Linked DNA regions of Mus musculus: all the other regions are linked to region 1. The links are chromatin loops, found by intact Hi-C in ENCODE. Cell type or tissue: heart. All regions are shown on one strand. Region 1 holds the start of Tbc1d15 (TBC1 domain family, member 15). Region 2 holds the start of Rab21 (RAB21, member RAS oncogene family). Region 3 holds the start of Tmem19 (transmembrane protein 19).

The links. Hi-C counts contacts between places; a loop is a spot of excess contacts. Peaks named below come from ENCODE experiments on the same cell type or tissue, not always from the same donor. Only the 100,000 strongest peaks of a DNase experiment are listed, where the experiment ranks them.
Region 2: a loop joins it to region 1, with 7 times the contacts of the local background. A loop is called at or near these places in 16 of 42 quality-filtered maps.
Region 3: a loop joins it to region 1, with 3.0 times the contacts of the local background. A loop is called at or near these places in 2 of 42 quality-filtered maps.

Annotation. Positions count from the first base shown.
Region 1 is chr10:115,249,916-115,253,915 of GRCm38, reverse strand. It overlaps Tbc1d15 (TBC1 domain family, member 15), which reads left to right and starts at 2,423. Exons shown (of 17, transcript NM_025706.3): 1 at 2,423-2,534. The coding sequence starts at 2,505. In heart, no CTCF peak of the experiment used is centred here; a DNase peak (open chromatin) is centred at 2,395; H3K4me3 peaks cover 2,777 bases; H3K27ac peaks cover 2,062 bases.
Region 2 is chr10:115,313,997-115,317,996 of GRCm38, reverse strand. Rab21 (RAB21, member RAS oncogene family) reads left to right here and starts at 2,406. Exons shown (of 7, transcript NM_024454.1): 1 at 2,406-2,803. The coding sequence starts at 2,651. In heart, no CTCF peak of the experiment used is centred here; DNase peaks (open chromatin) are centred at 2,366 and 3,006; H3K4me3 peaks cover 2,740 bases; H3K27ac peaks cover 2,374 bases.
Region 3 is chr10:115,360,388-115,364,387 of GRCm38, reverse strand. Tmem19 (transmembrane protein 19) reads left to right here and starts at 2,121. Exons shown (of 7, transcript NM_133683.4): 1 at 2,121-2,336; 2 at 2,429-2,579. The coding sequence starts at 2,450. In heart, a CTCF peak has its summit at 2,216; a DNase peak (open chromatin) is centred at 1,957; H3K4me3 peaks cover 2,146 bases; H3K27ac peaks cover 1,576 bases.

The sequences.
Region 1 (4,000 bases):
GAAGTATAAAGAAGCTAGGGCTTAGGAAAGAGACGTGGACTGGAGAGACACCTGGGAAGTATTTGGAAGTGATGATGTCAGATGCCGGGATAAGGTGCTACAGATGCTGGTGGGAAAGACAATCAAATGTAATGCCCAGAGTGGGCACTTAGGGGCACCTGAAGACCGGATTAAGAATGTCAAGTAGAAGATAAACTTGGGAGGCCACATTTTCAAGGAGATGTCTCCAACTGTCAAGCTGATTATTCACAGGAAACCACTATCAGATATTTAAGAAATAAGGTTCTTGTTTTGGTTGTTTTTTTGTTTTATTTCATTTGTTTGTTTGCCTTTTGTAGTTGTTTTTTAGACAGGGTTTCTCTGTGTAGCTCTGGCTGTCCTGGTAGAGCAGGCTGGCCTCAAAACTCACAGAGGCCTGCCTCTGCCTCCCCAAGTGCTGGTGAAAGATCCTGGCAGAATGTAAAAGGACACAGAAGCCCTGAAATTGGCAAGATAGACGTCAGTGTTAGCAGAACTAGCTTCACTGATTTAGAAAAATAGAGGTGCACAATGCTCTGGCCACTCCTTGAACCTGTGTGTCTGCCAATGTTCTGACCAGGTGTGTGCCCATTGCTGCACCTTCATTAGACTCTTTCCTTGTACCCTTCCATACCCATTTCTTGAGAATAGACATTGTTTAGATCTGGAAATCCCCTAATCTCCCCCTTCTCCTTCCCCCCCTGAGGGCCTATAAAAACTGGGAACTCTTTCCCCTCGAGGTCGACTCCTCTACCCCTGCGTGGGATATGAGTCGTCCCCAGAGCTCTGGCTTTCCCGAATAAAGCCTCATGTGGTTTGCAACAAGCTCGGTCTGTCGTGAGTTCTTGGGTGTCCGCTATTGTCCTGAGGCCTGAGCGAGGGGCTCCTCTCGGAGTCTTTCACTAGGATTAAAGGTATGGGCCACCATACCCAGCTAGGAAATAAGTTTTATTTTTAATTTTACAAAAATTAAAAAAGATGTCTTCAGGACTGTTAGCATGTTTGGCCCATGTTATATTATGTTAGATATTTAAGACATTAGTTCTTTAAAATTTACAAAAAGTTGTAGAGTAACTGCTATTACTTAGCATTATATTCTGACACTGCTAAGTTTTGACAATATAGTGAGGTTTCTCCTTTAACCACATTACTCCATCCTTCTGAGATAGCAGAAGAATCTAGTTTTGATTATTCAGACTCCGGTTACTACCCACAATCAGTTGGCTTGGGGAAGTCTGGTCTACTGATAAGCCCCTGTGCTCTCTCGCTGTCAACTCACTGCGCTCTTGCTTCCTTAATGGCTGGCAGATGCGTTGCTTTACCGAGCAGTGAGAACTTGGGCACTGGGATCTAGGGCTTGCTTGGAATCTCTGATATTTGGTGGTCAGAGTCCCTCCTGGGGCTAAGCATGCATTCTCCTGTAAGACTTAGGCACCTCCCTCCCCGATTAGATTCCTGATACTCACAGAACCTGCAGATCACGTTTTTCTGCTGTTACCTCAGGCAGCCTGAAAAGGCTCTAACTCAGCGGGCAGGCACGACTCTTGTGTGGGTGAAACGACACTTTTACAGGGGTCTCTTAAGGCTATAGGAAAATACAGATACTTTACGGTTCATAATAGCAGTAATGTTACAGTTATGAAGTAGTAACAAAAACAACTTTTTGGTTGGGGTGGGGTCCGCACCAAAACATGAGAAACTGTATTAAAGGGTCGCAGCATTAGGTAGGTGGAGAACTATTGCTAACTGCTCTAAGATGTCAATTTTATTGTGTACCGGAGCTAAGTCTCAGGGTGCTGCGCTGAGAAGGAATTAGATTTTGAACTTAATAGTTTACCGATCTGTTTCCAAACATGGGGGAGATCCGTATGGCCATACATGATCCTTTACATGCAGATGCTTGGGTGAATTTTAGGAATTGAAATCATAACCACTAAGCTGTGGAGGCACCCTGAACTCTGGAGCGATAAAGGGCCTTGTAGTAACTACAGTTCCTATAAAAATACCATGCTCAAGGTCATGCGTGAGTGACAGCAACAATACTCATGTTCAGAATCCTCTAATATCAAGGGGAAAAGTCTCTGCGTGTATTAGCTCCAGGGCTGATGTTCAAGGCGATTCCAATTTTACCGTGACTTATTTAAAGCAAGAAAGCTGTGGCATCGTGTTCTGGGTCTAAACAAGGTGCTCCTTCCATCACACCCAAGAGACTCGCCAGCCGTTCCCCAAGTTAAAAGTGCCACGCCCGAGCAAACTTCAAAAGCCGTAGACTTCTATTTAAAATGTGGGGGAAGCACGCGCACGCGCAGTACGGCACGACGGCTCCACCCTCTTAGCATCCTCACCACGCATGCGCCTAACTGCTGTTCCCGCTCCTCCCCGCCCCTTTCCCGCCCGGATGTTATTTTAGCCCGACCGGATGTTGTTGTGAGTCCGAGAGCCACGTGAGGTTGTGCTACGTCATCACCAGGCACGCGCGGGGGAACATGGCGGCGGCGGGTGTTGTGAGCGGGAAGGTGAGTAACGGCACCGGCTGGTGCGGGTGCTCCTGACCGGTGGCCTGCGGCTGGCGGGCGGGCGGGCGGCCGCCGAGGGGCAGGCGAGCCAGGTCGGCTTCAGAGGAGACCGGCGTGTGACAGCGAAGGGGCTCCGCGGGGTGCGAGCTGCCCCTCCGGGGTGCTGGCTGGGTGAGCGCGGGGTTAGACGGTTCCTGCTCCCAGGCGGTGCAGGCCTGGGCGTTTGTCCCCGGCTCTGCCCCGCAGCGCGGATCCTTTCGGGGACCCCTGAATCCGTTCCTTCCCCCTGTGACTCTGGTTCTTTACGTCTGCCCTTCCGACCGTAAAACCTTCTCTTGTAAAAAGCCTTTGGCCACCCTGGCTTGCTTGGCTCTCTGTCGTCTTTGGGGGAAGGCGTCGAGTCACCATGCAGAGGAGCTGACCAGGAGCTCTGCAACTCTGTCCTCAGAGCTTGGGGTCCTGTTCGAAAAATTACCCAGATGGTTAATGGTTGCGGGCGTTAGGTTGGGAACTGGCGATTGACACCGCGCTGGGCTCATCTAGAAAAGCCTTTATGAAAACGTTTGTTTCCTAGATGTCTTCGGGGGCGTTTCTGTGTGTGGGTGTCTGCCCTGCTGTTTTACAGGAGGCTCTGTCAGTGACACCCTCACAGTGGGCTAGGAACCACCATTAGGTACGGAGATTAGATTAGATTAGCAGTTTATATGCAGAGAGACAGCTTGTGCGAATATAGGGTTATCTGCTTCATGCGATGCACCTGACTGCGTTTCCCAGTGGCGAGTTATTTCGCAAACGTCAGTGACCGGCTGGTAATGACTCAGAGCACTAAGACCTGTTTACTTGTTGCAGATAGCTTCCGCTGTTCCTTCAGTTCCACGTAGTATGTTTCGCTGCTTTTCTCCTCGTTTTGAACTTGACAGCGTTTGTGCAGATTTAGATTGTGGAATAACAAATACCGGCCTTATCTTCGGTGCAGATCTGAATTGTGACCTTGGGAAATTGGATAATTGAGGCTTCTCTGTTCTTCGTCTTTATCTGCAGAACGGAAGGGATGCCGGGCATCCTGTATTGGAGTGCTTAGGGGTAGACGCAACAGAAGCGCTTATACGTTACGTAGTCTTGCTCTTTCGAAAAATTGGTTGGGCATCCTTTTAGGGTATACTTATATCCTTGCCCTTTTAAAATATTTTTGGTCTTTTTTATTTGAGATGAGTGCTAGTCATCTCTTGATTCATTACAAATTAGAAAGTTTATCTTGGTGTTTTGGGCTGGGCCAATCTGGTACTTTCCAAGATGAGATCTTCACAACTTAAACTACACTTCTCTTTTCCAGTTTGCATGGATTCTGAAAAGAACCCTCGATAAAGCAGTTCTGAGACCTAAGGGGCTGCCCACCTTCTACAGTCATTAGTACCGTTCACAGACTGACTGCCCAAGCTTAACTTGTCTTTTGTGACTTTGCTTCA
Region 2 (4,000 bases), 64 kb before region 1:
GTGGGATTCTTGTCATTTGAATGGCTATCTAAAGGAGGAGGGAGGAGACTGCTTAAGGAGAGAAGGGATTAACTACAGACTGTATAACCTTACTCTCAAGAACAAGTAAACATAGGCTGAGAAATGCAAATTTCAATCCATTATGAGGAATATTTTTTTAAAAGATGTATTTATTTTATGTATATGAGTACACTGTAGTTGTGAGCCTTCATATGGTTGTTGGAAATTGAATTTAGGATCTCTGCTCACTCTGGTTGGCCCTGCTTGTTTATTATTATAAATAAGACACTGTAGCTGTCTTCAGACACACCAGAAGAGGGCATCAGATCTCATTATGGGTGGTTGTGAGCCACCATGTGGTTGCTGAGATTTGAACTCAGCAGTCGGGGCTCTTACCCACTGAGCCATCTCGCCAGCCCCTATGAGGAAAGATGTAGAATAAGTCTCTTTCCAAAAGAAGGTGCTTTCTAGTTCTAGAAATGATTGTGTAAAGTCCTCGTGGTAGGTATAGAGAGGAGTGTCTTCATTCGGGTTTTAATTGCAGCACTGAAACACCATGAACAGAAAGCAAGTTGGGGAGAAAGGATTTATTTGACTTACATTCTCACATCACTGTTCATCATTGAAGGAAGTCAGGACAGGAACTTAAACAGGGCAGGAACCTGGGGGCAGGAGCTGATGCAGAGACCATGGACAGGTGCTGCTTACTTGCTCGCTCCCCATGGCTTGCTCAGCCTGCTTTCTTATAGAACCCAGGACCACCAGCCCAGGGATGGCCCCACCCACAATGGGCTGGGCCCACCCCCTTGACCACTAATTGAGAAGATGCCTTACAGCCGGATCTTATGGTGGCATTTTCTCATTTGAGGTTCGTTCCCTCCTTTCAGATAACTCTAGTTTGTATGTCAAATTGATGTAAGACTACGCAGCATAAGGAGTAGATAATATAATCTCATTTATAAAAATAATTGACAAGATAATCTTATAAATGATTGATTCTAGAGAGACATACGTAATTTTAGCCTTGTCCAATTTTCTAATTATAATTTTGTAAAAGGACCCGATAACATTCTGTACCAGGTTAAAGACTGTTTTTGAATTGATACCTTGCAAGTTACATCACAAATTCTTTTCCTATTTGCATTATTATTGTAAATATTATCATTATTATTATTACTGAAATGGTGTCTTGCTATGTAGCTCCAATTAGCTTAGAGCTCACAATTCAAAAGAGGCTGGCCTTGAACTTAAAGGTAATGTCTCTGATTTCTTGTCTGACTTCTTGTCACACGTCAATGTCGGATGCTCCTTTCTACTTCACGGCTCTCCTTTTTGCCGAAGATACTCCTAACAAAAGGCAGCTTTCTCCAGGAAGCTCTTCTAGGACGCTAACTCAGCTAGCTTCCCATGTATCTTTGTAAAACATTCTGAATTGCTTCTCCTTAAAAAGCATGCAGTGTGTAAATTGCGCATGCGTTGTTTCCTTGGTTAAAAATGTAAGCTCTCTGAGGACAGAGACATTGTATCTAATGCGACACAGAGAATGGCAAGCATTGGCTACATTCACGCCCTCGTTGAATGAACGAATGAGCTGCCTTTAAGTTGAAGTGTAAAATTAGTCTGATGAGATGAAAGTTTATTTTAAGTGACACCAAACTACAAAATTTCAGAAATACCAGGTTGCTTTCTTGGAAAGTGTATTTCATGAAATAAAATGGAAACACAGGAAGAAAAAATAAGCAATCGTCCAATAAACCAGACCCATCAAAGTGGACTCAGCATAGACAGAAATCCTGGGGAACCAGGAGTGATGACTGATGATGGGACCGCATTTATTCTTAGCCTGGGCTTTTAGGGCTGGAAACGGAGAGAAGTTAAGTCTTCTGCAATCCTTGCTCTTAAACCTACAACCGAATCGGAATTCCACCGAGTGTGGCAAGCAGCGATAAAGAAGGCGCACCATTGTTAGGAAATATCTCGGTGAGGAAGTGAGTAAGAGGGATGGAAGGATGTGGGAAGGTCTGGGTGGTCAGGGAAGCCTTTCCGGTTTAAGCTGAGACCTGGACGATGACTCGAGGACCTGGCCGTGTGGACGAACTGTAAAGTTCATGAGCCCGGATTTGTGCGCCCAGAGAAAGAGACTCAAGGGCACCTTGGCCGGACTTTGCGTGTGATGACCCCTGGTGTGATGGCTATCCGCTTTGGGACCATTCCTCGGGCCGGGCGATCATGTCCTGTATTCTATTCCATCAGAGTGGGGTCAGATCGCAAAGATCAGCTCCTTCCCACCGCAGGATTCCCGGGATGCTGAGCCGGTTCGTGCGGACGCGGAAACAGGCCCAGGCTCGCCCGCCGCCGACTCCGCCCACCGCGGTCACGTGACGAGGGGTGTGACGTAGGAGGAAGGAGACGCCATTAGAGGGAGGAGAGGCAGCTCTCCCCTAGCCTCGGGTCCCTGACGTGGTGGCCGGGGCCCTTCATTCTGGGACTTTCTCTCGGCCCTCGCAGGCCTCGCCCGCGGAAGGACGCGGCGAGCACCGGGCTCGGCGGGGCGTGAAAGAGCCGGGCCCGGGAGGAGCGGGCGCCCCGGCGGCGGCGGTGCGGGGTTCGGCGCGGCGCTGGGCTCGGGCGGCGGGGTAGCGGCGGCGGGATGGCTGCGGCCGGCGGCGGGGCGGCGGCGGCGGCGGGCCGAGCCTACTCCTTCAAGGTGGTGCTGCTCGGGGAAGGCTGCGTGGGGAAGACGTCGCTGGTGCTGCGCTACTGCGAGAACAAGTTCAACGACAAGCACATCACCACCCTGCAGGTGCAGACCCCGGGGAGCCGGGCTGGGGACCCGCGCCCGCTCCTCTGCCTCTGGCCTGTCAAACCCCCTTCCCTGCCTTCCCATTGCCTTTTGCAATCGCTTTGGGGACCCGCGGGCCTCAGCACACGGTAGATGTCAAGACCCACAGTGGGGAGGGAGAGGACCCGGAAAAGTCCCCAGTTGCCGGTGGAGGCTGCGCAGGTCGGGGAGTCCCCCGGTCTGCGTGCTGGTTTTCCCCTCTGATGGGCTTCGGCTGGGGACACCAGGTGTTTTCACTCTGTGGTCTCCGAGACCATCAGCCCTTCTTCTTTCTTCGCCAAGTAGGAACTCGGATACGGATTAGAATTTGCGAACGAGGTGGTTTGTAACTTCCAGAGCGTACTGATGACTAAGTGTTTATGCAAGTTCCATTTTGTCCTGCTTTCAAAGTAAATGGAGTGGTAAAACACCCGTCGTTGGAGGGTTTTTTTGTTTTTGTTTTAAACGACTGTTTGCTGCTTGTCGGTTACCCCGTTTCTTTGCAGCCTTCTTGTGTCCGGACGTGTGGCTTCCTTATTCTTTGGGGTTTGATCTTATCCGCGTTGAAACATCGTGTTGCGTAGTGGCCAGCAATCGGTCTTCAAACTAAAAAAAAAAAATCTAGGCACTGCTGCTACACGTTTTCTTTACTGTCAGGCCATAAAACGCTGGCTTTCTTCTACAGTTCCATTGGAAGTGTGGAAGTGTTACAATGTAATTGAAAGTGAAACCAGGCCATTGAAGGATCTGCGATCTCCCTGGTCTCCTTAAAAAAAAAAATCAGTTTGCATGTGTTCGAAGGAATTTATCTATTAACATGTCTTGATCAGACTGTCCAGAGGCTAAAAAAGCTAGTGATCTTGAGTTTGGGCGTCTGGATCCATATCCTACCCCCATTTATTTCCATAGCCCCGTGATCTTAGGTAAATTGCTTAACCGTGCATCCCTGGGTTTCTACTGCTACTGTACTCATAATGATTATATCTAGTGCACAGAGTTGTCAAGGTAAATAAGGAAACGCACTTAGCACCTGAAGTGGGGGATAAACACTTATTACCCCTCAGACTTGACAATAGATCTTAATTAACACAGATGCTACTGGAATGCATAAGCTAATGAGTGTGACATTTGATGTCGGGTGCAATTATTTAACAACTGAGTGTAGAGTGTGCAAGGATG
Region 3 (4,000 bases), 110 kb before region 1:
TTTGAAGCTTATCATGGAATCAGACCAGTCTTTGCACTATAAAGAATAGATAACAGAGGATATATAATAATTTTGGTTGAAGCCACTATTTTGTGTTCTACCAAAGGAAAAACAGTCTTGGCATATATTTTGAAATTTAAAATAGCATGAAGTTTTACAAATGTGTCCCACCGTGATACAAAATGGTTTCAGCCACCAGACATCCCATGTACATCAAAAGAAATATAGCCTGACCGGAAAGAAAAAGCCCTTCCCCCAGCAGTGGAAATGTAAGCTTTTAAAGGTTGACTGGGTTATGTCACAATTGTGTACAATATCTAAATAATTCCATTGCCTCCCACACTGTCAACAAGTAGCTGGAAACACTTCGGAAATATGTGGTTGTCAGCTTGTTACTATTCACTTGGACAAAATAACTCCCAATGAACCTCAGCCTCCTGAGTTCTGGGATTAATAACATGCGCCACCACATCTAGTGAGATCTTTGTTTTGATACTGGGGCTGGGAAGATGGCACTGTGGATAAAGTGCTTTCTGTAGAAGCCTGAGAACAGGATTTGAATCCCCAGAACCACATGGGACTGGCACAATAGTACCCATGTATAAAAGGTGAAATCAGTCCCAAGACTCGGATTATCTGAGAATAGGATGGTCTGCTGTATAAATGAATGGACAGGATACACACCCTTGAAATTGTAGAGGAATTTTAATCCAGCAAGATGGCTCCTCTAGCAAGGGATTACATCCAAAGACCTAGATCTTTATGATCTGGCTAGATCGCAGACAGGCCACATCCCTTTAACCCCTCTGCCTGGAACACGGATACAACCTGAGTACAGTCCTTTAAGGTCAAATTCGTTTTTAGAAGGAAGGAGCCAGGTGTGAAAGTGATGTCTAATTGAGGGCCAGACAAAGTAACAAAGATCGAAAGATTTGACAGAATGAGTCAGAGACAGAATGCATCTTACAAGGACAGCACAGGAAAGAGAAGCTATTTTAAGAGCCCCAGTGCAGGGAGAGACAGCTAGTCAGAGGTGGGAGGCAGTGCCAGGAGTGCGGTGCAGTTGCAGTTGAGTTCGGGTTGTGGTTTTTGTTTGTTTCAAGTCTATGAAGTTCATTGCAGGTGAGCAGAGTCAACTAAAGCCAGAGAACAAGAAGGAGCCAGGTGATTAGAACAAAATGCCAGAGTTGTTTGAGGCTAGGCAGAACAATTCAATGGGAACTTGAGAGAAGCCAGATTGAATCAGGCAGCTTGGTGAGGAGTTTGAGCCAGAACAGCTAGGTTGAACCAGACAGCCAGAGTTCTAGAAAGAACTATAAAGGGTGAGCTTATTCAACAGTGAGCCCTACAAGAGGACAATACATCAGACGAATAAGTTACTTTTACAGATAGAGTGGATGGGGACAGACACTTCCACAATGTGTGTTAGAACAGTAATTATACAAAAGCTCAACCGTGGGAACTATATTTATGTTTACATACCGCAGTACCAGTTGAGTCTGGCCCAGGTTAAGAGCCAAGCCATTGTTTTAAGCTACTTTCTAAGTAATTTCGCTTCTAACGATAAACTCCTACGTCGTCCACACCCTATCGCCTGGTATGAATGCTTCATAAGTTACAACCCATTACTGGCTCTAAATTCACTCGCAGTTCATTATTCCATCAATGGCAGGTTTTAGTGACCCACACCACCCTTACTGGTGACATTTTTTTTTTCAAGTCTAGGCTGTCCACAAATCCCAAGACCTAATTTGTCCTAACGTCTATTTTGGAGGTGCTTTAGAAACAGCACTCCGACCCGCAAAGAGACACTAAGCAAACTCAAGCCGGGTTTCCGCCTCGACGAGTCACGTGAGCGGAGCAGGGCTGCTGCGCATGCGTACACGGAGGGAGTCGCGGAGAGACCAGAGCGACTCCCGGGGCAGCGGGGTGGGGACGTAAAGGCGCTCGCCCGCGCTGTTCCCAGCCTTGGTTCGCTTGCCCGGGCAGCGTACGGCAGAGGTGGAGCTGGGGCAGACTTGGAGCAGGGGCCCAGGGGGCGGAGCGCGCCGTGCGGGGGCGGAGCTCGGGGGGGGGGTCCGAGGGCGGGGAGGGGCGGGGCTCCGCGGTGCTGGCCGCTCATTGGCCACCGGTCGTTTGTGCTCCTTCCGGGTCCCTCTAGGTGGGAGCTGCCGGCCTCCCTGCTGGCCTGGCGGGTCCTCTGTGCATCCTCCCTGCACCTTCTTTTTCCAAGGGCGGCGTTAACCTCCCCGGGTCGAGCCGGAGCGCTGCGCCTGCAGCAGTGACTAGACGTTTTGGATTTACGATTCTATTTTGTCGTTCGGTTGGTGGAAGATGTTGGTATTTCTCTATGCCTCTAAAGGAGTATTGTTGCAAGAAACTTGAATGACTTGGTTCATCTGAAATGCTATCTATTCCCCCCCCTCAGGTGCTCGTAGCTCTATTTTCCATGACAGATAGTGACGACACTACGTGCAAAAGGTATATAAAGATGATTACCAATATAGTAATACTGAGCCTGATCATTTGCATTTCCCTAGCGTTCTGGATTATGTCAATGACTGCTAGCACCTATTATGGTAAGTAAAAGTGTTTTAAGTTTTGCTAGAAGTTAATGGGTGGAATTTTAAACTACGACTTCAAAATCCAAAAAATATGTAAATGGTTAAGAACAGTTATGTTCACTGCCGAAACCTGAATCTGGTTTGCTACGGTGATAAGATAAACAATGTCTAGAGAACTTTACAGCCTTCCATGATGTTTCTTGTGCTGATATTTAATGATACCTATCACAAAACGCATGTCTCAAATAATTACTTCTGTTTACCTTAGTTGGGGGGGGGGGAGACATAAAAGGTAGTTTTGTGAAACAATTTGGGGGATGCTTATCTTTTTAAGATTTGCCATGGTGTAGCGGTTTCATAATCCCGTGAGAATAACAAAGGAGGTACAGTCTTTTCATTTGCAAGTTGAAGAATTTGTCACTTCACACAAATAGATAGGTCTCGTGCAGACACTGTCCTCTTGCTCGTCCGGTTTGATCATCACCGTACCCTGCAGCCACTTGGTCTTTCCATTGGCTTCTTGGTACATCTTTGCTCTCATGAAGCCAAATCTTGCTGTCTTAGCTCCTACTACTGCTCCTGCTACTGAATTCTTCCTGATCCCTGTCTCAGCCTCCAGAGTATTGGGATTACAACCTCCAACCATCGTATATGACTTTACAGGACACTTCAACATAAGACAAGACTTTACGGACTTTTCTCCCTTAGTATATATTAATTGTACAAGCTGATGGATTTCATTTTGGCATTAATATATTCGGATTATATACCTTGGTCCTGTGATGGTTCTAAAGGATTATTTTGGATTTGGCTCTTAGAGTGGGGGGGGGGGTTAAATCCAGGGTTTTGCATATACTGTGCACCCATGCATGTGTTCAGAGGCTGCTCCATATCCAACTCTTGTTTGTTGCCTGTTTGGGTTGTTTTGTTTTAAGACAAGGCCCCAGCTTGTAGCCCTGGGTGATCTCAAATTCAAATCCTCTGGTCTCAGGCTCCTATGTTCTGGAATTATGTGGGCCAACATTCCAGTGAGATCTGTAACATTTCAAAACGGGGACTTGAGGTAGTGACTCTGGGTTGGGTGTGCTTGCTGTGCAAGCTTGGGGACCTGAGTCTGAATCTCCTGAACCCACATGAGGCTGGGCCCAGTAGAACGCATTTATAATTCCAGTGCTCCTAGGCAGGAGGAGGCATAGGAGAACCCCCAGGAACTCTTGGGCCAACTCAAAGTTATTCTGACTTCTACATACATGTTATCTATACACACACACACACACAAATACATATACACTCGGGCACACACATCACACATAAACATGCACACACACTGGTTTTTTTGTTTTGTTTTTGTTTTTCTGAGACAGACTGTCACTACATAGACAAGGCTGGCCTAGAACTTAAAGAGATCTGCTGGGATTAAAGGGCGTGAATGCACC